Regions from separate parts of the Homo sapiens genome. Here region 2 is linked to region 1. The links are chromatin loops, found by intact Hi-C in ENCODE. Cell type or tissue: mammary epithelial cell. All regions are shown on one strand. Links, peaks and the distances in the headings refer to the core of each region. The heading gives the core; the rest is flanking DNA. Region 1 has its middle 12 kb from the start of CA10. Region 2 overlaps CA10 (carbonic anhydrase 10).

Region 1 (15,491 bases), core at 3,567-11,566:
CCAAATAGCTCAGTACTTTTGTTGTCAATCAATGAAGCTGTAATATGTAATTCAATCATCATGCGTTTCTTTCCCCACTGAACAAACATTTACTGACTTTTTAGATTAAACTTTTGGCTGAAGTAACTCGAAACATTGTCAAACACATAGCAGTGTATAATAACTAGATTGAGTCCCTTCCCTTTGCCCAGGCATTAGTGAGGCAAATTTTTGTTTATTCACTTTGTTTTATTAGGTCAGGTCATCAAAATGGGACTCTTTGTAAGCTTTAAATGACATTTCAATTTGTTGAGTACATTCCTAATGGAATTCTATACACTTTCCCCTTGGGAAATATTTGCCTTACAGGCCCCTATGAAGCAAAGTTTGCTGCAATGTCACTAATGAGTTCAAAATATCTATTAGCAAACAAAGATTTTGTTTGATCCTTAGAGACATAGTACAAATGAAATAAATGGACCTTTAGAGAGAATCTAATTTAACTCTTTCATTTTTACATATAAGGAAACTGGAGTACCTAGAGATGGAAAATTTCCTACTCAAGGCAAAATTATAAGTGGCAAAGCTCAGAAAAGTATCTGAGTTCTAGTCCAGTGCCACGGTGGCTATGCTGGGCTATCAGTGGGATATGTCAGGATATTATTTTTCACATTACAATAAAACTTTTCCTTGAAACTGCCGATTCTCTGCCTGTTTGCAAAACCATTATGTCTTTGTTCCACAATAAAATCTTTAGTTCCTCTTTTTCCTCCATCCCCTATAGCCATCAACAAATCCTGTAGACACTACCCTGGAAATAAATTCCAAATCCAACCGCTTTCTCTAGTCTATGACCCCAACATCTCTTCCCTAGTCTGCAATTGTAGCTTCTCTCAGATGATCTCTCTGCTTCCACAGGCCATGTCCTCCTCTTTGTTGTGACCTGTGTCAGTTCTCTACACTGGAGATAAAGCCAGCAATCTTCTCAAAACAATAAATCCTTTGAGCCAAACACTCAAATGACTTCTACAGCCCTGTAGGAATAGAATCCAACACGTTACCATAGCCTACAAGGTTTGACAGCATCTGATTCCAGTCTACCTCTCTGACCTCACCTCCAACTACCCTTCCTCTTGTTCATTCTAGGAGAGCTACACAAATGTCTTGTGGTTTTTCATACCAAGTTCACTATCTTCTGGGTCTTTGTACTTGCTATTAACTCTGCCAGAAATGCTCTTTGGACTCTGCTACTTCATCCCTTGCTTTGATCAGGTCCCAATTTGAATGTTACCTCCTTAGCAAAATCTATTCTTATCACTTGATCTCAAAGAGCTACCTGCTCTCCACCACCCCACCACTCTCTGTTACCTTATTCTACTTTAATCTTCTCATTTAGCTATCTGATATATAATCATATAATGATACATTTACTATTCCCCAACTACAATATAAGTTTTATGAGAATTAAAAAAACTGTCTATTATGTTCATCTCCAATGTTTTACTATCTGTAGCAGTGTCTGTCACATAGTAAAGACCTTAATTAATATTTATTGAATAAATAAATAAACATCACTTTCTAGAAAAAGCAAAAGCATATATACACGCACTCACTCATACATCCATACACACACACATCCAATCTGTTTTGGTTAGACCACACTAGAAATATTGCATTTAATTCTACATCCTCTTTAATAGGTTGAATTAACGGGGCTCTTTATCTTTTAAAAAATGAGTATAAAATTATTTGAAAACCAAAATATCACCACCTGAAAAAGGAGTAAATAGAGCATGGGTAGAGCCTGAATATATGAACATTTTGGAATAAAAGTTATAGGCCGAGCACAGTGGCTCATGCCTATAATCCCAGCACTTTGGGAGGCTGAGGCGGGTGGATCACGAGGTCAGGAGATTGAGACCATCTTGACCAACATGGTGAAACCCCATCTCTACTAAAATACAAAAAAATTAGCCGGGCATGGTGGTGGGCACCTGTAGTCCCAGCTACTCCGGAGGCTGAGTCAGGGGAATCACTTGAACCTGGGAGGCAGAGGTTGCAGTGAGCGGAGATTGTGCCACTGCACTCCAGCCCAGCAACAGAGTGAGATTCCATCAAAAAAAAAAAAAAGTTACAGAAAAATAGATTCTAAGTTCATTTTAAGAAAGGTCTTTAGGCCGGGTGCAGTGGCTCATGCCTGTAATCCCAGCACTTTGGGAGGCTGAGGCGGGGGGGATCACCTAAGGTCAGGAGTTTGAGATCAGCCTAGCCAACATGGTGAAACCCCGTGTCTACTAAAAATACAAAAATTAGCCAGGCATGGTGGCAGGCACCTGTAATCCCAGCTACTCGAGAGGCTGAGGCAGGAGAATTGCCTGAACCTGGGAGGCAGAGGTTGCAGTGAGCCAAGATCACGCCATTGAACTCCAGCCTAGGGGACAAGAGTGTGAGACTTGTCTTTAAAAAAAAAAAAGAAAGAAAGAAAGAAAGAAAGAAAGAAAGAAAGAAAGAAAGAAAGAAAGAAAGAAATGGCTTTAATAGCCATAAATAACCAAAAATAGAATGGACATCAATGTGAAATCAAGGGTCTACAATTATTGAAGATGTCCAAGTATAACCTGGACAACCGTTGATAAGCACGGCTGTAGAAAGTAGTTTAACACAAAAATAGACAGCTGCAGGAAGTGGTCTGATTTGTCTGTTCCAGTCCCAAGGTGCTCTGATACAAAGATTTTACTCACATTATCATTATTCAGAGCATTTATGAAATACTTTCTTAGAAGCTGCTTTCAAAGTCTGTGGCTCATTCTTTAGAATATACTTATTACTGACAAATTCAAGATTGCTGAAGAAAGTGAGTGATAAGGCTTGTTGATAATACTTTTTTATACTTAAAAAAATCACTGTGACTGTTATATGGCTACTTCATTTTAACATGACTTTTAAAATTCATTTTTCAAATAGGAATTCCCATATTATTTTGAGAAATGATAAAATTGGAAAAATCCTTTTCTGAAGTTCCTCCTTTGAAGAGCGAAATTATTTCAACTTGCAAATTTTGATTTGCATGAATAAAAAAGAAACATGCTGAAATCATCAAATTAAATTACAATTTCATCTCTTGCATAACATTCATAAGTTCCCTAACATATGCAAAGTGATTAAACTAAATATCTCATTTTAACGCTTTCATAACAATAAACATCATTAGTGTCTCTATTTTGCTGATAGGTAATTGAAGATAAGACATATTGAATTACTTAGTTCATAGTTAATTGAGTGCAGACCAGGTCTCAAACCTTGATTCTAGTTAGTGGTCATATTATTCACCTCACCCTGATCACTTTGTTCTAGAATGAAGACCTTAATCAATGCTGCAAAATTCCAGGCCCCACCAAAGGTACATGGAAAAAATAACTCTGGGAAGTCTACTTTTTATTTTTTCTTAGGCTATGCTGTATAGGAAGTTTTCTATTCAACCTCCTTGTTGGAATGTTCCAGCTATAAAGCACAATAAAAATGTCAAAAATTATTCTCTCTTGTAATGTGGGCCTTTTCTTGCCAGCGTGTAGAAAGCAATGATGGGTTTTCAGTACACTTGATAAATTGTCACACCCTAGTTATTTTGTTTTCCAAAATCTATTTACATTCCATAGCTTTATGTTAAGCTGGGGTTACTAACTCACACATTTATTCTGAACTTAATTGAATTTTTATTACTCATGATGAAATTGGTGTTTTGCATTTTGCACAATATTTCTCTGCTGTGGACTTTCATAAGGTACAATTATACAAGAATCAGAGCCTGGAGCAATTAATTATTAATGAATGGAATAAAGACATTAATGTTTATTTGAAACAAATGAGAGGCTACATTTGCATCCCTCAATTGTCACAGCAGACCCTGGATTTCGATGCCCTTTCCTTGCCTTAATCAGTAAATTCCAGTCCCAGGATTATAATAGCTACATTATCTAATACTAAGATACTATCTGAAATAGGCCTTTGTATATGTATATGTATGTATGTATATAGATAGATATGCATATGAATATATATACATATAAATACGAATTCACACATATATGTACAAGCATACACATGTACACTCATATACACATAAGCACACATGTATAAAGTGTTTCGCACTGATTTTTTTCATCAGATCCACCACTGAGTAACTCTGTAAGGTAAGGAGACTCAGTATTACTCTCTTTGTTCCAAAGATGAGGAAAATAAACCTGGAGATTTTAAGTGACTTACCCAGTAACACACAGCCAATAAGTGGCAAGGCCAAGACCCAAGTCCTTATCTCACTGATTCCAAAGTCCACAAACACTAGATGCTCAGGGGCTGACAATAATGACTCCCACTAGGGATTTTAGGGTTTATTCTGTACTAGGTACTTTGCATGTAATATCTCATTCATTCTGCTAAACAGCCATGGGTTAGATAGTAATTCACCTATTACAAAGTCAAAAAACAAAGCAACAACAACCAAGACGGAGGCTGGAAAAGGTTAAGTAACTTTCCCAGATAACTTCTAAATTGCAGAGCAGTGACATCAACCCATGTCTTTTGATTCCTATTACAGTTCTTGGAAACTCATCTCTCTGGTGTTTCTCCTCTCTGATAAGAACAAGAAGAAAGACTTGTTAAGTGAATGCCAAATAAATATTTGCTTTACACAGAAATGTCTGCTTGAATAATAATCTATTCCATTTTACTTTACCTTCCCTAAACCCCATTCCCATCCAGATAATCAAAGATCATGGTGCCATATTGGTGAGTGGGGAAGGGATATAGAATAAGATGCATGAGAACCATGACTTGGTATACATTAAACATCTGGTAAATAATGTCTTTTTAAATTCCTGATTGGTATGTTTCATAAACCACACATTACATTTTCCAATTACAATTCCATATAGAATTAGATGAATTAATAATTATTATCTATGATGTGTTAAATGTTTCTTATTTATACTGTTCCATTTCATTGTCTCAATCTATATAAAATATGTTTTTATTCTGTTTTTGCAAAAGAAATTGTGGCTCAAGCACTTAAGTGTCTTTTAAAATCCCATAGGTAGAGAATGGCAGACTTCAGATTCAAACATCAGCCTTCTGATTCAGGGTGCAGTGCCTCTTTATCCACTGTATTCTCCACAGTGCCTGAGGCTGGCACATCTTTAAGTTCAAGGCAACTCATTTCTTTCAACAAAATTTGCCCAAATACATGGTTGATATTGGGCATTCCTCTTCTGGGTTCCTATAATGGTTTCTGAAACTGCAGATCGGCAGCAATGCTTCTGTAACTCAGATGACCTCAGGGTCAAGTTTCTGAATCAGAAAACATATTTTTTTAAATTTTATCATTAACATTGTCTTCTGGTAGGTTCTAGGGACATGGAAGTGAGGCAACATCCTTGGTGTGATCAGCTATTTGGGGGCTAGTCCCCACTGTGATTGTAAGGAAGGCTCAGCCATTTACTGTGATGACAGCAAGCCAAAGCTGTGGAATGACAAATTTGAAGGTAGAAAAGAGGCTGTGGGGTAGGCTGCTTAGTTTCATAAGGTAGCAAGAGCTTAGCTCAAAAGCAGATTTTTGGAAAGCCAAATACATATGAAATTGTGGGTTAGATATCAGAACTGCTATTGAATGAGAGAGAAGTGCACTGGTTCAATATCAAGCACAGTGAAAAGCTTCTGAGGAGCAAAACTTCATCCTGAAAACCCTGCACTATAACAGCCGATGTAGCTCTACAACATTAGAGGCTAATTTTTCTGTCACTCAAGTCTTGTCTTGGTCGGAATTAATGGGTGTGACAGTTATTAACCTATAATCTTTTTTTTTTTTTGAGAAGGAGTTTCATTCTTGTTTCCCAGGCTGGAGTGCAGTGGCATGATCTCAGCTCACTGCAACCCCCACCTCCCAGGTTCAAGCGATTCTCCTGCCTCAGCCCCCACAAGTAACTGGGATTACAGGTGCACACCACGATGCCCACCTAATTTTTTTGTATTTTTAGTAAAGACGGGGTTTCACCATGTTGGCCAGGCTGATCTTGAACTCCTGACCTCAGGTGATCTGCCCGCCTCGGCCTCCCAAAGTGCTGGGATCACAGGTGTGAGCCACCACACCAGGCCTAACCTCTTTTCATTCCCAGTCCCTCCATACTCTGTGATGCTATTGCTGGATCTCCACCAAGCACATTTCTCTTTTGTCAATTTGCTCCCTATTAGGTTTTTGCCAACAGGGAGTGCTAGAGGGAGCCTAGAAAACAAGAGGTGCAAAGAAAGGACTTGATTCATTCAGTTTTCCATACTGGTTTTGCAATTATCTCCCAGCAACAGCTCTTCACTTCAGCAAGCAGTTGCTTCCACTTTCCAGTTTCTTCCAAAAGTCTCAGAACCAGCTTCCACTAGGTTTCAGTGTCAGCTGAGAGGGAGGCTGTACTCAGAGGTCTGAGTTACAGCTCCTCCTCTGAGCTCTAAGATGCCAGTCCAATGGGATGCACCCTCTCTTGCGAGGTACAGTTCCTAGATCATCAGGGACCCCTCCTCCAGGCTTCTTGGTTCTGATCATCCTAATCTGTTTATGTTGTCTCCCTGGTTATAATGGTGGTAGCTGTTTCCTAGAGTTATTCTCTCTGCATTAACTTGGTGTTTCATGGTGGCTTTTTAGTCCTCCAATGCCTGTTCAACCAATTCTCTACTTTAAATTCTCTCTGAAAAATAACTTGTTGTTTGTGTTCCTGTTCAACCAATTCTCTACTTTAAATTCTCTCTGAAAAATAACTTGTTTGTGTTCCTGGAAGGGCTCTGCTTGGTTTTTTGGATCTGCATTATCTAGTTTGGGTTTCCACCAGAGTAGCCCGAAATGTCTTCCCCTCAGTGTGAATGGTTAGATTGAGATTCTTAAGTTCCCTTACCCCTAGGTACCTTTATTTTAAATTTGGCCATTGCTTTTCCATATGGACAAAGCATCTCCAGCCTGACTCAAGGTTGCACCCTGCTGGTTGCAAATAGACAGCTGGTAGACAGGAGGTGAAAAGAGGCTATCCTGATAGAGCTCAGCTGCCAAACTGTTTGGATAAAATCAGTCCCTGAACCAATAGAGACTCTATTCCTTATACCAATGACCCTTATTCAAACTTTTTACCATTTGATTTTGTGACACTTTCATCCCCTATACCTCATTTGTAAATTTATTTTTTATTTTTATTTTATTTTATTTTAGAGACAGGGTCTTGCTGTGTCACCCAGGCTGGAGTGTAGTGATACAATCAGCTCGCTGTGATCTCAAACTCCTGGGCTCAAGCAACCCCCCCACCTCAGCCTCTTGAGTAGCTGGAACACAGTTACATACCATGGTACCTGGCTAATTTTTTTATTTTCATTTTTGTAGAAATGAGGTCTCACTATGTTGCCCAGGCTGGTCTTGAACTCCTGGTCTCAAGTGATCCTCCCCCATCAGCCTCTTGAAACTCTGGGATTGCAGGCATCAGCCACTATGCCCAGGCCCCCTACACCTCCTTAAGAGCCGTTGTAATTAGAGTATATTAAAATCAATTTTTCTTTGAAAATCTTATAAAACGTCTAATGGTAAATGAGAAGAATTTTAGAGTAGCGCCCACTTTCTACTTGATAGAAAGCCCTATTATTTATCTTTGTTTATTGAGAACTTTCCAACAAGCTAACTCAAGTGATTATTGGTTGAGCTGAATCCAATAACTCAAACATTATTATGGCAACATCTCCAAAATTACTACCATCTTCATCTGAAATGTACTTATGCAAGAGGAGAAAATAGAGCTTATTCTGCTCATTTTATTTCCAGCAAAAATTGACTGAAGTATAAAGGGCAGGTTGCCAGTCTGTTTCCCATTTCATGGGAAGGAAAATGAGAAACAGCCACCAGAAATTGCTATTTTATCATAAGAAAAGTTGGGCGAACACAGATGAAAACAATATAAGTTTTTACTTTAATAGTTGATCATTTAAAATATATTTAAGATTTCATTCACATTCATTTAAAAATCTATTTTCCTAAAGAAATAATAATTTATGGAACATGAAAATGGAATATCATCTTATATGTAATATTAACTCATACAAGTCTCAAAAGATTCATTAAGGAAAGCATTTGAACTAATGAGATAAGAACCATTACTTAGTCATATGTTTATGTGACATTTACAACAACCTTGATATTTTTCAATACCTGACAATGGCATGTTTATATTTTTGTAGGAAAAACTCTACTCTTTCAACCTTTGATCTCAATTGTTGTTAACTCCATCATAAAATTATGGCTACTCACAATATCTCCTGTCCTGCTGGGCAGGAGGCTCTTTTTGTTTTCGTTAGTTTTCTTCTCTATCTAGTAGCAATCAGAGAACGGATTCAGAAATTTGAGGGTTTTCTGCTATGGTAACTCAACTCTTACTTTATTACATCCACACAATAGAACCAATGAGAAAAAAAAATCTGTTGTTGAAGCTGGATACAATTCAGGAAATCTCATTTGCAGGAGAAGAAAATTAACTAGATCTCTGTAGCAGGGTCTTATCTTCTGTGTTGATTTGGAAATGGAATTCCTTTCAGAGCCCTCCAGTTGCAGTATTCCTCCCTTGCTGAACTTCCTCAATGCTCTGAATAAGTGGCATGTTATTTCACCAAGGATTTGATGTTTAATACTGTTAAGGTGTGTGTTTGTGGTGGTTGGGTGGGGCTGGGAGGATCTCTTTCCCCAAAAGTAGGCTGCAATGCTGGTGAGTGCATACCCAGGACTGAACCTGTGGTCAAAGAATGGCCCTTTAAGGAGATGTGTGTAAAAGCATGGTCTTAAGGCACTTGATCCTGAGATATCTCATACAAACATGAAAGACCCTACATGAATCACTTGACCATGGAAGCAGTGGCCAGGAGCAGAAAGAGAAGGGGAAGGGGCCATGGGCTTGGGGGAGGGAAGACTCTTGTCCCATACCTCTGACTTTTCATAGTGGATATGTCTGCCACACCCATTATTTGTTAATTTTCCTAATAAATAAATGAGACATATAACTCTATAATCTAGCATGTAGACATTGCTGAGTAGAGAACTACAAAGAGTCTTTCAAGTGCAAAATGAAGCTTAAAACTTGTAATTTTAATGCTAATCATTGGGAAGACAATGTAAAAAAATAATCTCAGCAAATAGTTTTAAAACCTAATGTGTCAGTTGCTAACTCCAAAATTATGCAAGCTGTAGTGAAAGCAGACTGTTGTGCTAATTTAAGCCTTTCTTTATACCTAAGAACCATTATGAAACTAAAATATTCTATACTGATCTATAACTGCTACCCGATAGGGCAGTTGGCTCACAGAGAAGAGCGAAGCATTCCTGTTGGTATAAAACTTCACTGGAAATTGCTTAATGTAAAATAAACACACACCACCCCATCACACCCGCACACATACACACACACAAATGGTCAGGTAGAGTTGAAAGTGCATTGGACAGAAAGAGACAATCTAAGAAAAATGTCTCCCACTAAAATGCCTGGTTTTGGCTAATACATTTGCCATCTATGTTTCAGCTGTTGCACTGTGTTACTTGGTCACAAAAGAAATAATGATGGGAATGGAAGGTTTATAAAAACTAATAATTAACTAGGAAGGCTGAAATTCTGGCCCTGCCCCTGCTTTTGCCTTTGTTGAACTCGGACACATCACTTGACCTAATCTTAAGCCTCCATCTTCCCACATAAAAAATAAGGGGGTTGGACTACATTAGGACTGAAAGTATATTAATGTGCACTTACAATGTATTAGGAAACATTTATCATCAAATTCATTACAAAAAATGGAAGAAAAGTGGATTTATTTGAATAAACAAATAAACAAACCTATTCAATTTTTCAGCAATCTTTTACAGAATGCCTGCTATGTACTCATTGCAAATAAGTCTTCCATTTTTAAGATCTTGAGTTAAGGAGACTGGATATATGAGAGAAATTCAATAAAAAGGAGAAAAGTGTAACATGAGTTTCACTAACTTTCAAAATGATGCCCAAAGCCTTAGCCCAAGTGCCACAATCTTAATGTGAACTATTTCATCAAATTCTTTATCCATCTGCCAAAATATAAATAGTAAATAAGGTATAGCATTTTAATTCTTTGACGTTGGACACAAATTATAGTATGGGTGAGAAGAAAGCCTATTTTGAAAATATAATGAGCACTGGTGGTAATTAAACTATTATCTATTCCGATATCAAAGAGAGGTAAATAATCTATTCTCCTAGTGGTATGTGTCATTTCAGCATCCTCACATTCTTTGTCCAGAGAAATGAACTGTATCCACTCAAATACCTTAACATTTCCTCTTGATAGACTCATTTATAGAGAACAAGGTCTCATACCAATTCCTCAAATAACTCACATGAACTCACTATTGAAAAATGTAAGGTACATTACTGTATAGATTAAAAAGTGGCAGCTTTTTTTTTCAATTACTTTATGAGAAGCTCCATTGATCTACACTTGGCACTCTTCATGTGACCCAAATCAATCTGCTTGTGATAGGTAGAATAATGACCTCCTAAAGATGTTAACATCCTAATCCCTGGAGCATGAGAATGTGTTACTTTACATGGCAAAAAAGATTTGACAGATGTTATTAAATTAAGGTTCTTGTGATGGAGACTATTTTGAAATATCCAGTTGGGTTCAATGTAGTCATAAGAATCCTTATAAGGAAAAGAGAAACTCAGAGGAGAAGAGGTGAGGATGAAAGCAGAAAGTAGAGTAAAATCATTTCTGGAAGACAGCCATGAGCCAAGGAACATAAACAGTATCTAGAAGACAGCAAAGGCAGGAAAAATGTTCTCCCTGAAAGCCACCACAAAGAATCTGCCCTGCCGATTTGTTTCAGATTTCTGACCTTCAGAAGTCAAAGATACATTTTTTTGTTTTAGAGCCTTATGGTTGGCGAATGCATCCATGTGCTGAGAGTGTGGCACATCCTAACTCCATGGGAGAAGCTCCTGGGCTCAGGGCCCTTCTGGACCTTGTCCTATCTACCGCTTCATTGGTATGTTTTATGATAAACCAGTAAATTTAAGTACAAATAAATATATAATAAATAAATAAATGCATTTTTGTTATTTTACTAAGTATGTAATAATTTATTGCAGCAGATATAAGAAGCTAATACACAGCTTGACAGCCCCAATCTTCACACTGGATAGCAGATTACTAGTCCTCCTTTTGAAGTTCTTATTTCCCTATTAATTTTTTTAAAAATATAATGGTCATACACTTTCTTCAGTGTTTTTATTTCCACCTGACCTTCGTCTACACTGAATATCTTTTAATTTTTTTATTTTTAGTGTTTATGGATATGTAATGGGTCTATATATTTAAAGAGTACATGAGGTATTTTGACAAAGGCATGCAATGTGTAAAACTCACATCAGAGTAAATGGGGCATAGGGTACCCATTACCTCAAGCATTTATCATTTACAAACACTCCAATTATACTTTTTAAGTTATTTTTAAATGTACAATAAATTATTATTGACTGTAATCACTCTGCTATGCTATCAAATATTAGATCTTATTTATTCTATCTAATTATATTTTTGTGCCCATTAACCATCCCCACTGCCCTTCCCAGCCTCTAGCAACTATCATTCTACTCTCTATCTTCATAAGTTCAATTGTTTTCTTTTTTAGCTCCCACAAATTAGTGAGAACATTTAACATTTGTCTTTCTGTGCTGGCTTATTTCATTTAAAAAAACCCTATGATTTTATCCATGTTATGTCAAATGACAAGCTATCATATGTTTTATGGTTGAATAGTACTTACTGTATATATGTACCACACTTTCTTTATCCATTCTTATGTTAATGAACCTTTAGGTTGCTTCCAAATCTTCAGTATGGTAAATAGTGTTGCTATAAACATGGGAGTGCAGATATCTCTTCTATATACTGATTTTCTTTCTTTTGGGTGTATTACCTTAAGGGTGGGATTGCTGGATTCTAGTTAGGTCAGTGCAAAAGTAATTGCAGTTTTGCCATTACTTTCAATGGCAATCACTTGCATAACTAAAAAAAAAATATGGTAATTTTTTGAGGAATCGCCAAACTGTTCTCCATAGTTATTATACCAATTTACATTCCAAACAACAGGATATGAAGTTCTCTTTTCTCCATATCCCCACCAGTATTCATTATTGCCTGTCTTTTGGATAAAAGCCATTTAACTGGGATGAGATGACATCTCATTGTAATTTTGATTTGCATTTCTCTGATGAACAATGATATTGAACATCTTCTCATATAGCCATTTGCCACTGGTATGTCTTCTTTAAAGAAATATCTATTCAGATCTTATGCCCATTTTGAAATCAGATTATTAAATTTTTTTCCATTGAGTTGTTTGAACTCCTTATATATTTTGGTTATTAATTCCTTGTCAGATAGGTAGTTTGGAATCCCTACTAACTCTTGGGGAGTCCCTTCGGGGTTGATTCATCTGTTCATAATCCCTGTTATCACCAGTGTCTTCACCATCCCCCACCTCTGTTCTGCCACAGGTCTGCCCTTTGTGTCGCTGTCCATTCTACTCCATGATTTGAGGTACCACCAAGGTTTGTTTCCGCTTCTCCTACCATCTCCACATTGGTTTCAGAACTCTGGCAATTCCCCTCATCATTTTAGTCCATGCGTTTGCAGGGAATTTTTCCAAAATAAGTTACAATGTTTATAAATAGTTATCTGAAGAGCTGGTAGAAAGGAATAACATTGAGGCTAACTTGTCACTGGTTACCAGATGTGATTACTCTCAGATCAGAGTTACATTGCCAATTTTATTAGGTCACTTCAGTGTACATTTCTGTCTTATAAAGCCTTCTTCCCTGACTAGCTCACAGCCCACAACCCAATCACAGTATTCAGCTTTCCCAGCACCATTATACATGCCCGCGAGTGTACATAGACACTTTAACCTATCATCCTTGCTCAATGAACAAAGCATTTGTTGCTAAGCCACAGTCTAAGGCTCATCTTTCGAGTCTTTATTTCTATCCCAAGATCTGCCTCTCTCCAAGTCTGGCAAACCTGGGTATTTTCCACTGTCTCCAAAGGAAATCTGCCCAGTTAATAATGGAATTTTACCCTATGGTACCAACAGGATAATTACTTTATAATATAATAATCCAATACCTGTAAAGCAGATAAAGATATAGCTACAACATCAGAGCTATTTGTTTTACACCAGAGCTTACAAATTGCGGAGACATACAACTCCTTTTAATATTTCTCAAAGTTTAAGTAATTTAGTAGTAAGTAACATCTTGTGCAGAGAAACAACAGTTCGGTAATGTTGAGTTTCTCTAAGCCTAGTCCAGCCACACTTTTAAAAATATCTATTTATAATTACAGTTTCTGCCTTATATTTTCAAAAAACTAATTCATTCATTTGGCTGGATTATTATCAGGTATAACTGACCTAAAACAAACTGCATGTGTTTAAAATGTATATTTTGATAATTTCTGACATATGTGTACACCCATAAACCATCAACATAATTAAGATAATTAATATAGCCATTAACCCAAAAAGTTTCCTTACGCTGTTCCAGTCTCTCCCTCCCATTCCTCCCCATTTTCTGGCCTGCCTCCCCAGGCAACCACTATTCTGCTTTCTGTCAGTGTAAATTAGCCTATACTTTCTAAAATCTCGTATAAATGGAATCATACTATATGCACTCTATTTTATCTGACTTCTTTCACTCAGTGTAATAATTTTGAGATTAATCCATGTTGTTCCATGTTGCAATAGTTCATTACTTTTGTATTGCTGCATAATTATTTCAAAATTCAATTGTCTATTGATTCGTTGATGGGCGTATGGGTTGTTTTTAGTTATGTCTATTACAAATAAAGGACTACGAACATTTGAGTAAAAGTATCATATAAACATTAGCTTTTCTTTCTCTAGGATAAATATCTATGAGCAAAATGGCGACGTCATATGCTTTATATATATTAATATTTAATTTTTTAAAACTGCCAAACATTTCTCTAAAGTCGTTGCATAATTTTACCTGACCAGCAATGCATGAGAGTTCCAGCTGCCCCACATTCTCACCAACTCTTGGTATTGTTTTTTATTTTGTTTTGCTTTGTTTTTAGTTTTAGCCAAACTAATATATGTATACTGGTATCTCATTGGAGTTTTAATTTTTATTTTCCTAATGACTAATAACGTTGAGCATTTTTCTATATTCTTAATTGCCATTACTATATCTTTATGGTAAAGTGTCTATTCAAATCATTTGCCCATTTTAAAATTTTTGTTTTAATAAATTGAGTTTTGAGAATTATTACCTATTTTGCTTACAAGTCATTTGTGCCATATATAATTTCCCAATATTTTCTCTTAGATTATGACTTTTAAAAATTATTTAAAATTATCTTTTGAAGAATATTAGTTCTTAATTCCAACAAAGTTCAATTATTTTTTAATTAATAATGATATTAGTGTCATCTGTAGAAAATCTTTGTCTAACCCAAACTTACAAAGATTTTCTTTTATTTATTTTGAGTAGTTTTAAAGGCTTGGGTTTTACATTTAGGTTTATAATCCATTTTGAGTTCATCTTTTTTTTATATAGTGTAAGGTATGGATTGTAGTTCATCTTTATTTTTTCTCAAAAATAGACATCGAAATATTGAAAAGGCGATTTGTTAAAAAGACTATTCTTCCTCCAAGGAAATGAGTGTGCACCTTTGTTGAAAATCAACTCAATCAATATATGTCAGACTATTTTTAGACTCTCTCTGTTCTATTGATTTGTCTATATTCTACTACATTGTCTTGTACTACATTGTCTTGATTACTATAGCTTTATAAGCCTTGAAGTTACATAATTTAAATATTCCAGCTTTGTTTATCTTTTTCCAAAGTGTTTTGGCTATTTTAGTTCCCTAGTATTTTTATATGGATTTTAGAAACAGCTTGACAATTTCTATTTAAAAATTTGCTGGGATTTTTATTAGGATTATATTGACTCTATAGATCAGTTTGGGGAAAATTGGTATTTTAACAATATTGAGCTTTCTCATTCATGAACATGGTATATCTTTCCATTTATTTGGGTAATTTTATCTTTTTGGTAGAAGTTAGGGGTAGCTTCATCACTAACTTTTCTTTCCCTCTGGCATCTAAGCAATTAAAAATAGAAACATTTTCTAAATGGGAATGGGACAGTCCTTAAATAGAGCTTGATGTGTTTTGAAGTGGCATTTTCCAATTATTCACCCCAAATTCAAAACTAGAACATCACTTATAAGGATGGTTGGGTCTACAAAGAAGGCTCTAAATATGCTTTCCCAGCCACATGCATGATTGTGACTGGCCCCAGAAAGCTAAGTACTGCAAGAAAGCAGAGACCTTACTAGCTCTGCTCTTTGAGAGTGGCATACAAAATAAATATGCATAGGTACACACACTA
Region 2 (15,491 bases), core at 4,135-12,134, 410 kb after region 1:
ATATCTTTATAATTGTTACTTGTGTGTGCATCATAGTATCAGCAGTAATGGTAATACTAGTAATTGTTAATAGTAACTATGAGTACCTAATGTTTGTTAAGTAATTATTATGTGTTATGTACTCTTTCAACTATCTTTACATGTATTACCTTATTTAATCTTCACAACAAAACAGTAGCCACTATTGTTCTCCCCATATACAGATGAGGAAAGTGAGGCACAGAGAGGTTCAGCTATGTATGAGAATGAAATAGAGGAAAGTAAGTAGGAGGAGACATAGGATTCCAGCAGCAATGCAGAGCACTCCACGAGGCATCACAGGGATGGTAATTGAACCCTGATTCTGCAGAGCACGTGGCCACAGATGAGGCACATACACTCTGTGAGAGGCTTTGTCCTCACCTGTGAGATGGGATGCCTGCTCCTACTTCAGAGATTCCTGTGTGGGAACCATAGGAGAATGAGTGTGTGAACACTCTCTGTAAAATGGTAAAGAGCCATATTGATGTTAGCCAGCTTGGTATTGGTCAAGCCTCGCCTCACTGGTCTCCTCCCCTCCTGCCCCATTCTGCCACTCAGAACCTAGGAAACCATTGTTCCAAGTACAAGTTCAATCAGTGCTTGCTAAGTCAACAGGAAAGAGTCAGGGCTGGCTAACATTCACTTTCTCAGATTTAGGAAGAAGTGGCAAGGCTGAGACATAGTGGGACAGCCACCCATGCCAAAAGGGGGAAAGGCAGAACTTGAGATTTCCAAGTGTATGACTACTGAGTTTCATGGAAAATCGGAGTCTCCAGACCCAACATAGCCATTACAGAGAGTAGGCAATGCTGGGTGTGGCATGGGAAAACTCCATTGTCTTAATTCTGGGAGGTGATATAATAGGGAGAAGTCTTAGCACTGGGCAAGCCTGGCTTGGTGACCTGATTTTATCACCATCTTGCTCTGTGATTTTGGACAGGTCAATCATCCTCCATTATAAGGAGCACCTTTTCACATCTATAAAACAAGTGTAACATTAGTGATATAGTTTGGATATTTGTCCCAGTCCAAATCTCACGTTGAAATATAATCTCCAGTATTGGAGATGGAGCCTAGTGGGAGGTGTTTGGATCATAGGGGTGGATCCCTCATGAATGGCTTGGTGAAGAGTGAGCTCTCACTCTGGGTTCACAGGAGATCTGGTCTTTTTTTTTTTTTTTTTTTTTTTTTTGAGACGGAGTCTTACTCTGTCGCCAGACTGGAGAGCAGTGGTACGATCTCAGCTCACTGCAACCTCCGCTTCCTGGGTTCAAGCGATTCTCCTGCCTCAGCCTCCTGAGTAGCTGGGACTACAGACATGCACCACCACGCCAGGCTAATTTTTGTATTTTTAGTAGAGATGGGGTTTCACCATGTTGGCCAGGATGGTCTCGATCTCTTGACCTCGTGATCTGCCTGCCTCAGCCTCCCAAAGTGCTGTGAATACAGGCGTGAGCCACTGCGCCCGGCTGAGATCTGGTCTTTGTAAAAGTGTGTGGCACCTCCCCCACCACTATCTCTCTCTTGCTCCCACTTGGCCATGTGAGATGCCTGCTCCCTCTTTGCCCTCCACCATGAATAAAGGCCCCCTGAGGCCTCCCCAGAATCCAAGCTGATGACAGTGCTACACTTCCTCTGCAAGCTGCAGAACCATGAGCCAACTAAACCTCTTTTCTTTATAAATTACCCAGCCTCAGGTATTTGTGTATAGCAATGCAAGAACAGCCTAATACAATCAGTACCAGCTCACAGGATTACTGTGATGACTCAGTGAGATACTGTGCTCAGCACAGGGTCTTGCACATAGGAAACAGAGGAAACAGTTGAGCAAATTTGCACAATACAGTTTAGCAAATATTAGTATTAATGGTGGTATTATTTCGTGCCCCTCCAAGCCTAGGGTCTCGGGGGAGGGTTTGTGTCTCCTTAGTTTTCATTGTTTAGGGGTTCTTTGTTTCTCCATAGCATATGGAGAAAACATAGGATATTATAGCCATATTTGGTAACTTGCTGGTCACCACAGATAACTATGATTTAGAGAATAACGTAGAAGTCATGCCTGGAAAGCTTTTTATTTCTGGGCGGGGCGGGGAGGGTGTCAGGAATGCATTTTACAATGTGCAGCTACTGTGCATTCTTATGAATTAAAAACAGACAGGCACACCCAAATAGCTCTAGGGAAAAAAAAAAAACTACAGAGGCTATTTTTAAAAGGTTTAACCTCAGTCCTATAAAAGAGCAACAGAGATATAGAATCTTAGATTTGGGAGGAAGCCTCCTAGATCTCCTTCCTGTCTAGCCTTTCTACACCAGATCCTCCAGCAACTGGCCTAAAAAAGACTCAGAGTAGCAACTTTATGGCCTCAGAGTAACAGAGGATGCACCCATTTCTTGAGCATAAATGGACCCCCATATTTACACACTGCCCCACATTGCTATTTGATCATTGCCTGTGGCTGAATTGCGGCTGCCCTCCCATCATCAACCACGTTGGCTTCTCTTATATCCCCTCTTTACCTGGTCTGGGGCTGAACAATCAATTCATGTTGATCAACCGTTTTAGGATGCACTGGTGAGTGCCCAGGAAGTAGTGTTTAACTCACTAGCTATATTGAATACACTTTTTCTCTGGTCTAGTTCAAACAGAAGGATGACTGGAAATATATCTTTGATGCACTGTGCTGGTCTCATAGGATTTATGTGAGCCTGAATCCACCCCCTTTTACATATAGCTGATGTCTACCAATTCTGCTAGACTGATGTCAGGGTTTTATTTCCTTCCCAGAAATGTTTCTGAGTACCCTTTAACCCACTCCCCATCACCCCCAAATACACACACACGGTGTGAGTCATTAACTTCCTCTACATATTTCACTACGTCCCTTTGCAAACCTCTGTCTTAGCACTTACCATTTTGTACAGAATTGTGTATTTACTCCTCAGTCCCCACAAGAGAGATGAGTCTCTCTTTTATCTTTGTATTATATTTCTAGTTCTAGCACACTGCCTGGCACCTTGTGATTGCTTAAGAAATGCTGGGTGAGTGACCCAGTGTGCCCAGTAGTGGCAAAAACTCCACCTTCAGCTCTCCCACCCCACCAGCTTGCCATGGATCCTGGGGTGTAATCTCAAGGGAATCTGTCCATCCATTTTAAAAACTATGAGCAGGCTAAATATTAGTCATCCGAATGCTGTTTTCTCATTGAGTTGCCTTAACAAATGGCAAGAACAGATGGCATTCAAGACATGTTGTCATTATAAAAGTATAAAAATGTTATTTGTTTTTAAAATTAAAAAAAATACATGCACATCATTGCAGACAATTTCAAGAGCAGCCCTGGAAAAACCGTGTGGAGAAGAAATACTGTGTTTTTTTCTTCTCAGTCTTGCCATGTCATCAGTTTTCATCATTGGCCCTTTCCTTTCTGAAAACGAGATGAACTCTCAAAATTGAGTTTTGAGACAAGTTTGATTTTCCTTTGTCCTAGCTGGAAAGAGAGCTTTAACAGAGATCACATACCCACTATGTGCCAAGTACTAGCTTACATGACTTGCAGTGTAGCCTCACAGGGTTTGTGCCACATTGTTTAATAAGCATAAGCAAAGTTTTCTATAAAGTTAAAGCAGCAGCAATGGAGAGAAGGTAACTGTCATCACTGTGGACTTGATATAGTGCCAGGAACTGAAATTTAAAGTCAGGAACCCTGGCCTCATAAATGTCTCTCCCCATGTAAGCAGATGACATCCTCATTGCAGAAAAAGTACCAGCCAGCAACTCTTGCTGGCTTGCCTTATTGAAAGTTGAGCACTAAGATCAATAGAGCAATATTTTATGAAATTCAATTTATCAGAAGATTTGATGTCTTAAAGATGATGGAATGTCTTATTTATTGGCAATCGTAGAAACTTCAGGAATGTTTGGCACACTGAATGGTAAAGCCCAAAGTTGATTTGAAATTTCCTGTCCTTGAAAGAAGACAGTGATGGAGAGTCGCTTTTGAAAGCTGAATCTCAATCCCAAACCTTTGCAGCTATTGTACAAGCAGGCCAAGATCCCAGGCCAAAATGAAAGTGTCGTGTGCCATGAGTTTTAAGAACTGCTGCTACCAGAAGCAAAATAAAAGATAAACAAGAAAAAAAAAAAAAAAGCACATCTTTATGTGGATCCAGGCTACAAAAAATGTTAGCCTTTATCCCTACCCCGAACTTTTCCCGAAGGAAATTGTGGCAAATAATCAGGTTAAAACTGAGAGTCACTAAATGCAATGTAGTATCCCGGCTTGGATTCTGGAATAGAAACCAGACATAAGTGAAAAAACTGGTAAGATCCAAATAAAGTCTGTAGTTTAGTTCAGCGCTCCCCAACCCCCAGGCCATGGACCACTCCCCAATGCTCACATTACTGCCTGAGCTCTACCTCCTGTCAGATCAGTGGCAGCATTAGATTCTCTTAAGAGCATGAACCCTATTATTAACTAAGCATGTGAGAGATTTGAGTTGTGTCCACCTTATGAGAATCTAATGACTGATGATCTGTCACTGTCTCCCATCACCCCCAGATGGGACCATCTAGTTGCAAAAAAAAAAAGCTCGGGGCTCCCACTGCTTTTACATTATGATGAGTTGTGTAATTGTTTCATTATATGTTACAATGTAATAATAATAGAAATAAAGTGCACAATAAATGTAATGTGCTTCGATCATCCCAAAGCTGTCCCCCCACCCCTAGATCCCTAGAAAAATAGTCTTCCACAAAACCAGTCCCTGATGCCAAAAAGGTGGGGGATCACTGGTTTAGTTGATAGTGGTGAAACAATATTACCTTATTAGTTGTAACAAATGTACAATGATTACATAAGATGTCAACATTAGGGGAAGCTGGGTGAGGGATATATGGAAATCTGTGTACTATCTTTGCAACTTTTCTGCAGACCTACTGAAATTATTCCAAAATATCAAGTTTGTTTTACAAATTTAAGAGGCTCAAAGCCAGAGTCACTGAGGATGAGTACTAAAAATAATGTGAGATATGAAATCCACCTAATGATGAATGAAGTATGAGTGTGAAACTCCCCTCTTCTTCTATTAGTAGCTAACCATGTGATTAAGCTAAACTCCCTGAGCCTCAGTTTTCTCATCTCTAAATACAGGCATAATTAAATCCTCCTCATGCAATTATTATAAAGATCAAATGAGAGAACATTTAAAATGAACTTGCAGTTAGTAAACACTCAGTGCACAATAGTTGGATTTAGTCAATGGCCAAGACAAGGTAAAAGTCAACAGTTAGAGATTTTTTAAATAGCAACTGATCTCTACCAAGGCACCTCCCAAGACTTCTGGACAATGAGTTTTATTGCAAGGATGGAGCAAGCTAACGGGCATTGCCAGTCATTGCCTATCGAGGACCTCTGGCAGGATGTTGAACTTAGCACAATCCACTTCTCACCTTAAGTAAACACTTCCTAATTAACATATTATAATTTTGAGCTCTCTGATTCATGGAAAATTTTTCTTTTCACAATTATTTTCCCAAGTTACTTGAGTTAACAGCAACCTTACTTTCCTGACTAAAGTCCATTTTAGATAAGAATTGCTTCAAGGGAAAGAATCCTGATTCTGTTTATAACTTATTTTTTCTTATCTTTGGTGTTGGAGAAATAAAAATAAGCAAAAATAAGCAAACTGACATATTCATTTATCTCCCCACTTCCCTGCAAATAGATAGATTGCCCAGCAAATTAAATGTCAGCTAAGGAAACCACAGCTCAGAGAAGTTAAGCAACCTGCCCAACACCATGAAGCTAAGAGCAAAGGAGCCAGAACTTGAACCTGACCCCAGGAGCTGTCCTTTCTCCTACTATGTTGCCTGTCCACTCCACTGGAATCAAGTTGAAAAATGCTAGTGAAACCAGTATTTCCCACCTGGTTCTCCCTGCCAGATCAGAGCCTTCCAGCATGGTTAGATAGCATGCTGGAGCTTCATCAGCTCTCACATGGAGACTTGTGGAATTCATTTTCATCCACTTCTAACTTTAAAACCAAATAAGTACCTTATTTTGGGGTGCAGATTATAGAATCAAGCAATTCCAGCAAGCCTGAACATGGAGTCCTTGCTCTTAGAGGGTCTACCTTGAGCTGGAGCCTTTTAAAGAGATATCATTGGCTAGGGCTGCCTTTGGCTCCACCACCAAGTGCCTGGTTTTTTCTCATACCTCGTAGGCAACCCTGAATTAGGATGAGTTTACAGCACCATTGCTTACTTCCGAGCATTCCTGAACCCTTTTGCTGCCCGGCATTCCTGTTTTTGAATTGCATCTGTTTGTTTCACCTTCAGGACCACCTGCTTTCTCAGGCTGGATTTCACACTTGGCACTGCTTACCTCGTAGTGATCTCAGCTTCTCTCTTCAGCTGTAATTTACTCTTGGCTCTCAGACTACTTACCCCTGACTCTTCCAGATATCCATCTGTCTGTCTGGTCAGAGCCATCTCAGCCCTCCAGACTCTCCCTGGTACCTTCTAGTTCTTGACATTTCTGCTGGATTGTCTATACCCAACCCCCCCTAAACACATGCATGCACACACACATACACACACACACACACACACACACACACACACAGGGAGCTGCCTGCCTTGCAAGCTCTCATTAGCATTAAATGCCAAGTTTCAGGAATAACCAGCCTTCTTGGTTACAACTAAAATGGAGATCGCTGCATTAATGCAGTAATGGAAATATAATGAAGGAATTTATTGTCCCTGAAAGACAATATCTGCCACACAAACCCCATGGGATATCTCCAGACAGTAAGTACAGCTCCACGCCTCTAATTCTCTGGCCCATAATTATCTTGGGAAGACGGTGACCCTGCAGTTCTCTCTATTAAGAGTATATTTCCTTACAAAATGAACTGTGCTGTATTGAATTGCATCATTTTGATCACTAGAAATTGACATATTGGGCTCATTAGCCAGGAAGTTGGATAGTTAATTTATGAGGTTTCTCGGAGCCTGTCCCAGACCACTCATTGAGGGAGCTAAACAGCCCACGATGAGATAGAAGAAAGTTACTCCAGCAGAGTGGCTTTATTTTTCTCTCATTACAGAGATAATGAACAGAAAACTTCTCTGGTACAGATATTGCTTCCCACCCCTTCTCCCCCCAACCCCAAAATGATTTTGCTTTATTGCAACCAGATACCATTTGATGGGTGAACAGTCTTATTCTGCTCATTAGCACCATTTTTCATTTAAAATCTTCAACTGCTGAGATAAAAAGATGATCTAAGTCTTTGCCTTTATCTTTAATATTTAAAACTGTTCACACAACCTTTTAAAAATCAAATATTGATGCTGCTACCTGTTGTTCTTCAAAGTGGAGCAGTTATATTGCAGGCCCTTCACAGTAAGCCTGCCTTTATTAGAAATGAGAATGGGGATGTTAAGGAGACGTTTATTTCCCTCTCTGTGGCCTCTGCCCCCATCCCTATAGGTGGAGAGCTAGGAAGAGCATTTGGTTCTTAATCAAGAAATGTGCTGAGGCAGCCACTTGAAAGCACCTAGTGGGCAGGCTGGCAAGAAATACGGAGATGCTAGGAGCATCCTCAGGGTCGATTCTGCAGAATGGTACTGGGCCCTTGGAGTCATGTAGCCTCCTAGGCTCTCAGCCATAGGCCAGCTTCCTACAACCTCTGCAACCTAGATTCTTGGGGAACCGCAGTTGTGGGCAATGGGATGGTTCCACACTGCCCTCTAGTGACTAGGTTCAGAAGCTACATGTATCACACAGTCCATTGCATTCAGCAATTCAAGGAGGACCTGCCCTGTCCTGTGTCAGGGACTGGGGATATGGAGGTGAAGGAGACACATAGCCTTTTCTCCAAGGATTTCTCATAGTGGGACATGGGGGCAGATAATTACAAAGCTATGTTTATGTGTTATTACGCTTAAGTTAAGGAAGTCATAGGAACTCAGGGAAGCATCATCACCAAGCCTGTGGGGTTTCAAAGGACTTTGAGGAGGTGGTCTTGACAAATGAGAAGGGGCTTTGCAAGCCTAGGAAAAGGAGATGCAGCTCAGAGCCTGATTGTGAAGGGCCTGTTGTGCCACTACAAGATTGTTGGCATGAGCAGTCAGGAGACAATGATAAGAGTTTCATAGAGATACTGTGTATCATCCATTTAAGATGCACATTTTTTTCATGTTTCAACATCTCTTTAGGAGGCCTCCTACAAACAATGGCATATTTTATTTTATTTTATTTTATTTGTAGAGTTTTTTTTTTTTTACTTTCATGGTGGTTCATAAAATCAGGATATATTTCACAACCTATGGCATATTTCAGGAAATATGGTAAAATAAGGGCTTAAGTTGGGCCATGTCTGGGGGACAGAGAGGAGGGGTCAGAATAAGATGAGGGATAGAATAAGATACATTAGCAGAGACAGAGAGAATGGGCAGATTACAGAGGGTTTTTAGGAGGTGGAATTTCTTTAAATTGTTGAATGAGTGTATGTCAGAGGTGAAGAAGGAGAAGAAGGAAAGGTTACTCTGCTAAGTGTGTGTGTGTATATAAGCAACTGAAAGGAACTCATGAAAATAAGTTTTGCTGTGAGCATTTAAGTTCATTGACAGTAAAAGAGGTAGGGGGATTGCATAGCAGAAATGCACCATGAAATCACCTCATCGAGTGGAAATCTGAGAGGCTTTTCAGTGGACTAGAATGGTGAATGTGGGACGGAAAGGGTGTTAAAATGGGTCAGATGATTTCATTTGGACCCTCTGGGTTTATGATTGTCTTCTGTGTATAGAAAACAGGAGCACAGAATTGCATTTAATTGTCTCTAATTCATCTGGTGAACATGCTTTCCTGATATTAGCTGGATCAATTGTACAAATAACTTCAGAACCACTCAATACTTTTGTCATGGATGAGATGGAAGGTTCCATTTGCTTTCCCGTGCTGGATAACCAGAGAGCTGATTTTAGGGTCATTAGATGGCAATAAAGACTCCCCACCCCCACAGCACATGCTCCACCGACTTCCCTCAGTAGGCATTTCACTATATTAAAGACGCAAACTGGCTGATGTAACCATTGCTTTGAAGCCATGAAATGGAATGTCAGTTGCAGAAAGTGAGCCACATATTTCTGAGATATTGATTATTGCAATATAAATCTTCTCACCCCTAAGGTAAAATCCTAGCTGGTGCTGTGAGCTACTTGATAATCATGACATTGGGCTTTTCTTGGGTTTTGATTTTTATGTTTTATTCCTATTAGGCAAAGACCAGGCAAGAGGGAGAAGACCATTGAAAGAGGTGCGGTGGGAGTGGAGGTGGGGATGCACATCACAGAGGAGGCACCAAGAGTGGGGGCTTGCCTCGATATAGAAATGTAGCAACTCTGGAGAATTGGTGTCACAGGGCAGAGCATAAAAGCAGGACATTATTTCCTCGGAAAAGTGTCTTTTTAAAACATGATTTGTTTCATTTTGCAGTGGAAAGGGTTGGACAGATGTGCATTCAAATTCTCCCTCCTTTTCTTGCTAGTGTATGACCTGAGCAAGTTATTTAACCCCTCAGAGTCTGGTGTTCCTTATTTGTGACTCAGAGATAGTAATACTTCCTACCATACAGATTTTGGTGGAAAGTAAATAATAGAACTATGTGAAGCCCTAGCAAAGAATCTGTCACACAGTGGGTGTTTGGCACCTACTGTCACCGATCTTCTGTGCAAACCCCTCCCCGCAGCTGCTCCTGTTCCAATCACTCTGGGAACACTGGACTCATGACAATTGCCACTCCCTTTGTGTGCCTTATATTTGCCCATTCCCAAGTCTTCACTGATTTTATTCCCTATTCTAGGCATCTCCAGATGCCTACATCCTACCCGTGCTCAAAGACACATTTCAAATGCCCACTCCTCTGGGAAATGCCTGTTGTACCCCTGGACACAAATCATCTCTCCTCCTTAGAGCCAATAACCCATGCTCCAACACCCATTTCAAATGCCTACTCCTCCAGGAAATGCCCCAGTACCCATGGACAAAAATCATCTCTCCTCCTTACAGCCAATACAGCAGCTCACCAGGCATGGGCTCTTTCACATGTATTATCTATTACACTTACAGATCTGTGGCCTATTTACCCTCACTGAGCCTCAGTTTCTTCATCAAATGGTGATAATAAAAATATCCACTTCATGAGGTAGTGGCAAGGATCAAGTTGCTAATGCATGCATAGTTGCAGCCATATAGAGCTCTGTAGATGGTAGTGATATTGATGGATTATTATTATTAGTATATCTAGATATGATCTCTAGTTAGAAAATGCAGTCTCCTTGGTTGCTTGCTTCTAGAAAGGATGCATGCAGTTTCTAGAAACTGGTGTCTTTTTCTATGGTCACACCTCACTTGTTAAGGGCTTCAGTTGTAAATAGCATCAGTGGTAAATCCAATAATAAGTGCCTGAAGGGTAGAGACCTGTTTGGATTTTGGTTGTGGATGATGTCTATATATCAGTTTAGGACCCTACGCCTTGCTTCCACGGCACAGCAAATGTTCATTACACTTGCAGAGCCACTGAGAAATGCAAATACTTGAAAACTGGACAGCAATGTGAAATACCAAATGCATAGTCATTAACTGACAAAACTAGGAGCTTTGATGAATAGAATAAATGATTGACCTTCAAGATGGGAGCAAGGATTAGGTAATCTTGGGAGGAGGAAGAAGCAGTGAAATGAAAGCCCCTGGGAATTCTTCCATCATCTCCCAACAAATATACCTGTGAACAAAAGGTTTCCCACTTTTATGTCATTTATCTTTTCAGTTTTTTTAAATGATTTTCAGATTCAACCAAATTCTTAGGAGAGATATTAAGAGGTTTATAATTTAGATAATGGGACACATTATGTATTCCTAGTAAATAGCACTAAGCTATGCACTACTGAGTTTCAACATCAATAGATTCTAACTGCCAACCCAGGCAACTGTCACTTGGCTGCTCCCAGGGTGGTTGGCCCATAAAACTTGCAATATGAATCACACACTCAAAAAGAAAAAAACCTCAACAGATAGAGGGCTATCTGTCTGTTTTGGGGGTAGGAAACAAATATAAGTTACTGGCATTAGATGCCTAATTTATTCATGGAGTGTTTAAGCCTCCTCAGAGCCTGGTATCCTCAGCAGCTGCCCAGCCGGCCACTCCTTAATATAGCTGTGTTCGCATAAGGGAGGGCAGCTTGGGAAGGAAGACTGACCCGACCAGGCTGCACTTCCAGTATGGCAGCCACTAGCCACATGCCGCGATTGAAATGTGGTGAGTTCGAATTGTAATGTGTTTTGAGTATAAAATACATATTAAATTTCCAAGATTTATGAAAAATGAATATAAAACACCTCATTCATAATTATTATATCGATTACATGTTGAAATAATATTTTGGATATATTGGGTTACATGAAATAAACTCCTAATGTTAATCTCACTGTTTTGTTTCATTAATGTGGCTACTAGAAAATTTAAAAATTACAGATGTAGCTTGCCTTCTGTTTCTTTTGGATAGCTGCTGTATTGGACAGGACTCTTGTAGCACACATCCCAGGTTATACCATCAGATGTGATTGTCTACAGAGTCTTTCATTTCATTTTAAAAATGATTCTGTTTATTTTTAAAATTCAAACAATATGAAAGAGCACAAAATGAAAAGTAAGTCTCGCATCCCATCCCCTCCTTTTCCTGCATTTCTCTCTGTTCCTCCTCCAGAGGCCATCTCCCAGTGTCCTGAATACTGCCCCAAAGACATCCAAGAGATGAGAGATGATGCTCCTCCATACCGCCACCATCTCCACCGCTCCCTGCTGTCACACACCTGGCCTGTCTCACTGATTTACCCTGTCTGCTGACCACTGTGGCTGTCTTCAGTGTGTCCTAGAGCACAGCAGTCATAGTGAGAGAGAGCCTATAGGGGCAAGGACACCATGGGAAATAAATGTTACATACTTAACTTGCATACAATGAAATGACGAATGAGCAAAGACTTACTATCTAATTATCCCCCAAACATTTGCTATTTCTACTTTGAAAAACTGGCATCAAGGATTCTGACATCTGACCAGTGATGACCACACGGGGAATGTTAAGAAGGATCTATGGACCCTGCCAGTGTCCTGTGTGCCACTGTGTTCCACAGGCACCCCTTAAAAGGCATTTTCCTCTTTGGAGATAAAATAACTGGAGATCGGGAGTTATTTGCCTGAAGCCCTGTGAATCAGGGATTGAATTAAATGACATTAAACTAGAAATAAGCTTTCTAAGGCAAGTTTTAGTATGTTAATTAAAGCAGCCTAACCTTGAATTTTCGTAGTTTAGGGAAAAACAGTGGCCTGAAGATGAATCAATGTATAACCCACTACATATATTTAGAAAGAGCTTTAGTGCTATATCTTTATAATTATCAAAGCAATTCCTTAAGGCACGAAGGGAGGATGGAGAAAGGATAAAAAAAAAGTCACTCTATATTACTGTACCCCTTCCCCACTGCACTGAAGAACTGTCAGACTCAGCTCAAATGAACATCAAAGGAAGCTCAGGAGAGGAAGACATCAGATTCCTGAGTCCCACCTCAGACCTACTGAGGCAGAATGGGGGGTGGAGCTTGGACCAGGTACCCAGATGATGCTCAAAGCAAAACCTTATCCATTTTCATCCAACAAATGGAAACCAAACATTGTTCAGGTGCTGAGATATGGCAGGAATCAAGACTGGTAAATAGACATCCAATCATGCCTATATTATCCTTACCAAAAAAAATAAATATATTAAATATAGATTATTATATATAATAAAATATTAAATATTTTATATATTACATATTTACATATATTAAATATATTTGATATATTAAAATATATTTTAAGCACACACACACACACACACACACACACACACAGAGCAAAGAAGTGTACTCAACCCAATCTTGATTTCGGCTGGCATAGATAGCCAAGGTGAGCCCCCAACTCATGAAAGGAGCAGCAGCACAGGCAATTCCATTGGGGGCATACTGCTAATCAATCAGCTGGTACCATCTTGGTTCCAATAACTTTATCCAGTTGGCATAAGACTCCAGCCACTCACTAAGAAGTAAGAAAAAAAAATTGATCCAGACAACCAACAATGAGGGGCTTGACAAGAACTCTCCAGGCTCTCCACATGCTAGTGGGCTAAGGTTTAAAGCCGAATTTTAACCCAGGTAAAGGAATTGGAGAACTAAACCAGAAACCCACACTGAACTGGGGTCATACGGATTAGGCCTGCTTGTTGACACTTAAGAGAAGCACAGTGAAGCATAAGGAGATTGACTTTGAAATCGGACAGTCTTGCATTCACAGTCTGGCTCTTGAACCCACTGGCCATATGAGCTGAGCATGTGGCACCACCCTCTTACTGGAAAATGGGAAGCTCATGCTGACCTCGAAGGTTTTGTGTCAGGATTTTTAATGTTCATAAGGCAGCTAAGCAGACACAGAAGACAAATTAACAAATTTAAATTTTGTTTATAATACTAAATTATTAAAATAACAATATTAAACTAATAAAACCATTGGTTGGCAGTGGTGGTTCAGTAGGAAAGAAATACATGGGACTCACCCCCCGGAAACCTACATACCAGGATTGTGAGGGAAAAACTCATTCCAGATACCACTCTCTGAAGTGTGCCTTCCTGGTCAGAGGCTGGGCAGCCTGAAATAGGTGAAGGGCTTCAGCGCCAATGACTACGTGTGGCAAGAACATGTTCAGCCTAATGCCAGCCATGAGCCCATGGTATCCTTGGGTTGGATGGAGGAAAGGGAGCATTCTCTTGATTTAGCCCACGCCTTAGTGAACCAAGCAATATCTTTCACACCTGTTCTCTGTGTCTTTTGTCATTACCAAGATCAATCAAGTTGAAGAGATGCTTCACTGCAATGGTGCTACCTAGCATCCCTGCAGAGTGTGCAAATAAATCATGTATTATTTGAAGAGTCAATATTATCAAAAACAGATTCAATGCTTTTAATAATAATATGATTTAATATAATAAGCAGTGCATGTGATCATTTCATCTAGTTTTTCAGTGTAGATGCCAAAATCCTATCCTTTTTACAGAGGAAACACAGGCTGACTCAGATGGATAGGTAAGAGAAAGATCAGCGTAAACTTAGCATTACTAAGGGAAAAAAACCCACTATTTTCCCTGCAGGGTTAAGAGTAGTGGGTGAGATCTCAGAAGTACATCAACTCTCCTACCCAATCCCACCAATGGTAACTCGAAGCAGATCGCTCCAGTCTGGTTCCATTTTCTTATTTACCTACATCTAAGCCACTCTTTTCCTAACAGCCCCAGCCTACGAGCTCCAAATATTTCCCTTCTGCTTTCTTTCAAAGATGCATTGCAAAAGAAAAAAAAAAGGCCTACTCCTAAAGCTCCACACCCTCTGCCACCATGCTCTTATCTAGCCTCTAATCTTTTCCATTTCTAATCAATACTATGAAAGCTACATAGCATAAAACATCTGGACAAACAGTGAGAAGAGCCCAGTATCTAGATACATGTCATGTAAATGGCAGGTCCAGATGTCAACTTGAATTGTTTCTGTTTTTCTATAGGCTATGGTAGTTGTGTATACACACACTTATTATAGTACTCTAGCATTTCTAACTTTGAGTCAGTATTCTTAGGTACCCTCAGCATAAGATAATTTAAAGGAAAAGCAAGAGAATAAGAGGAGGGGGAAGAGTGCTACATAAAGCAAGAAACACTCAGTGGGTTGATTTCTAATCTTGGGTTTGCTACTTGTTTGCATAATCCTGGACAACTCACTCAACCACTCTGTGTCTCAGTTTCCTGGTTTATTGAATAAGAGCTTGATGATCTCTGAAGTCCTTTAGCTTTAGAATCCATACGCCCCTAAGTTTGCTAATCTGTGTGTCTGCTATGCTGCACTGAAGCCAATGATTTGACTCCAGTTTTTGGTACTAATTTTTTTTTCTTGCGTCGATGCTTCCAGAGTGCCCATGTGAGCAGGCAGCACACTGGCTTTTTGTATTCACTCTTTACAAATCAGCCCTTTGATCTCTTGAGCTACTTTGCAGAAAACTAGACTAAGTGGTGTTCTTAAATCTCAGACTCACTAATTACATTGCAAAGAAAGCCTATTACACACCTCAGCAGAGTGGCCAGAGACATATAACAGGAAACTTCGGTTGCAAAGAAAGGTCACCTAATTCATGACACGGCCGTTGAATCTTCTTCACTGAGTGGCCTCCCAACATTTTGGGCTCAGCCACCCAGTTGCTCAGCCAACACTAGGAGAGGCAGGTATGACCCATCTCTCAACTCCCAGCAAGCGGGGACTGGAACTGCCCTGCCACCCTGGGTCTAGACCAGGTCTGGATACATTAAACCCAACCTGGCATATCCATG

The links. Peaks named below come from ENCODE experiments on the same cell type or tissue, not always from the same donor. Only the 100,000 strongest peaks of a DNase experiment are listed, where the experiment ranks them.
Region 2: it touches region 1 in a loop (7-fold over the local background); 2 of 110 quality-filtered maps call a loop at or near these places.

The regions. Positions count from the first base shown.
Region 1 is chr17:52,162,659-52,178,149 of GRCh38, reverse strand. No RefSeq gene overlaps it. Among named protein-coding and RNA genes, the nearest start is that of CA10, 12 kb to the right of the region's middle. In mammary epithelial cell, for the core only: CTCF peaks have their summits at 6,228 and 6,988; no DNase peak of the experiment used is centred there; H3K27me3 peaks cover 240 bases.
Region 2 is chr17:51,756,845-51,772,335 of GRCh38, reverse strand. All of the region lies in intron 3 of CA10 (carbonic anhydrase 10), which reads left to right. Among named protein-coding and RNA genes, the nearest start is that of LINC02073, 330 kb to the right of the region's middle. In mammary epithelial cell, for the core only: a CTCF peak has its summit at 7,773 (motif pointing left); a DNase peak (open chromatin) is centred at 7,755.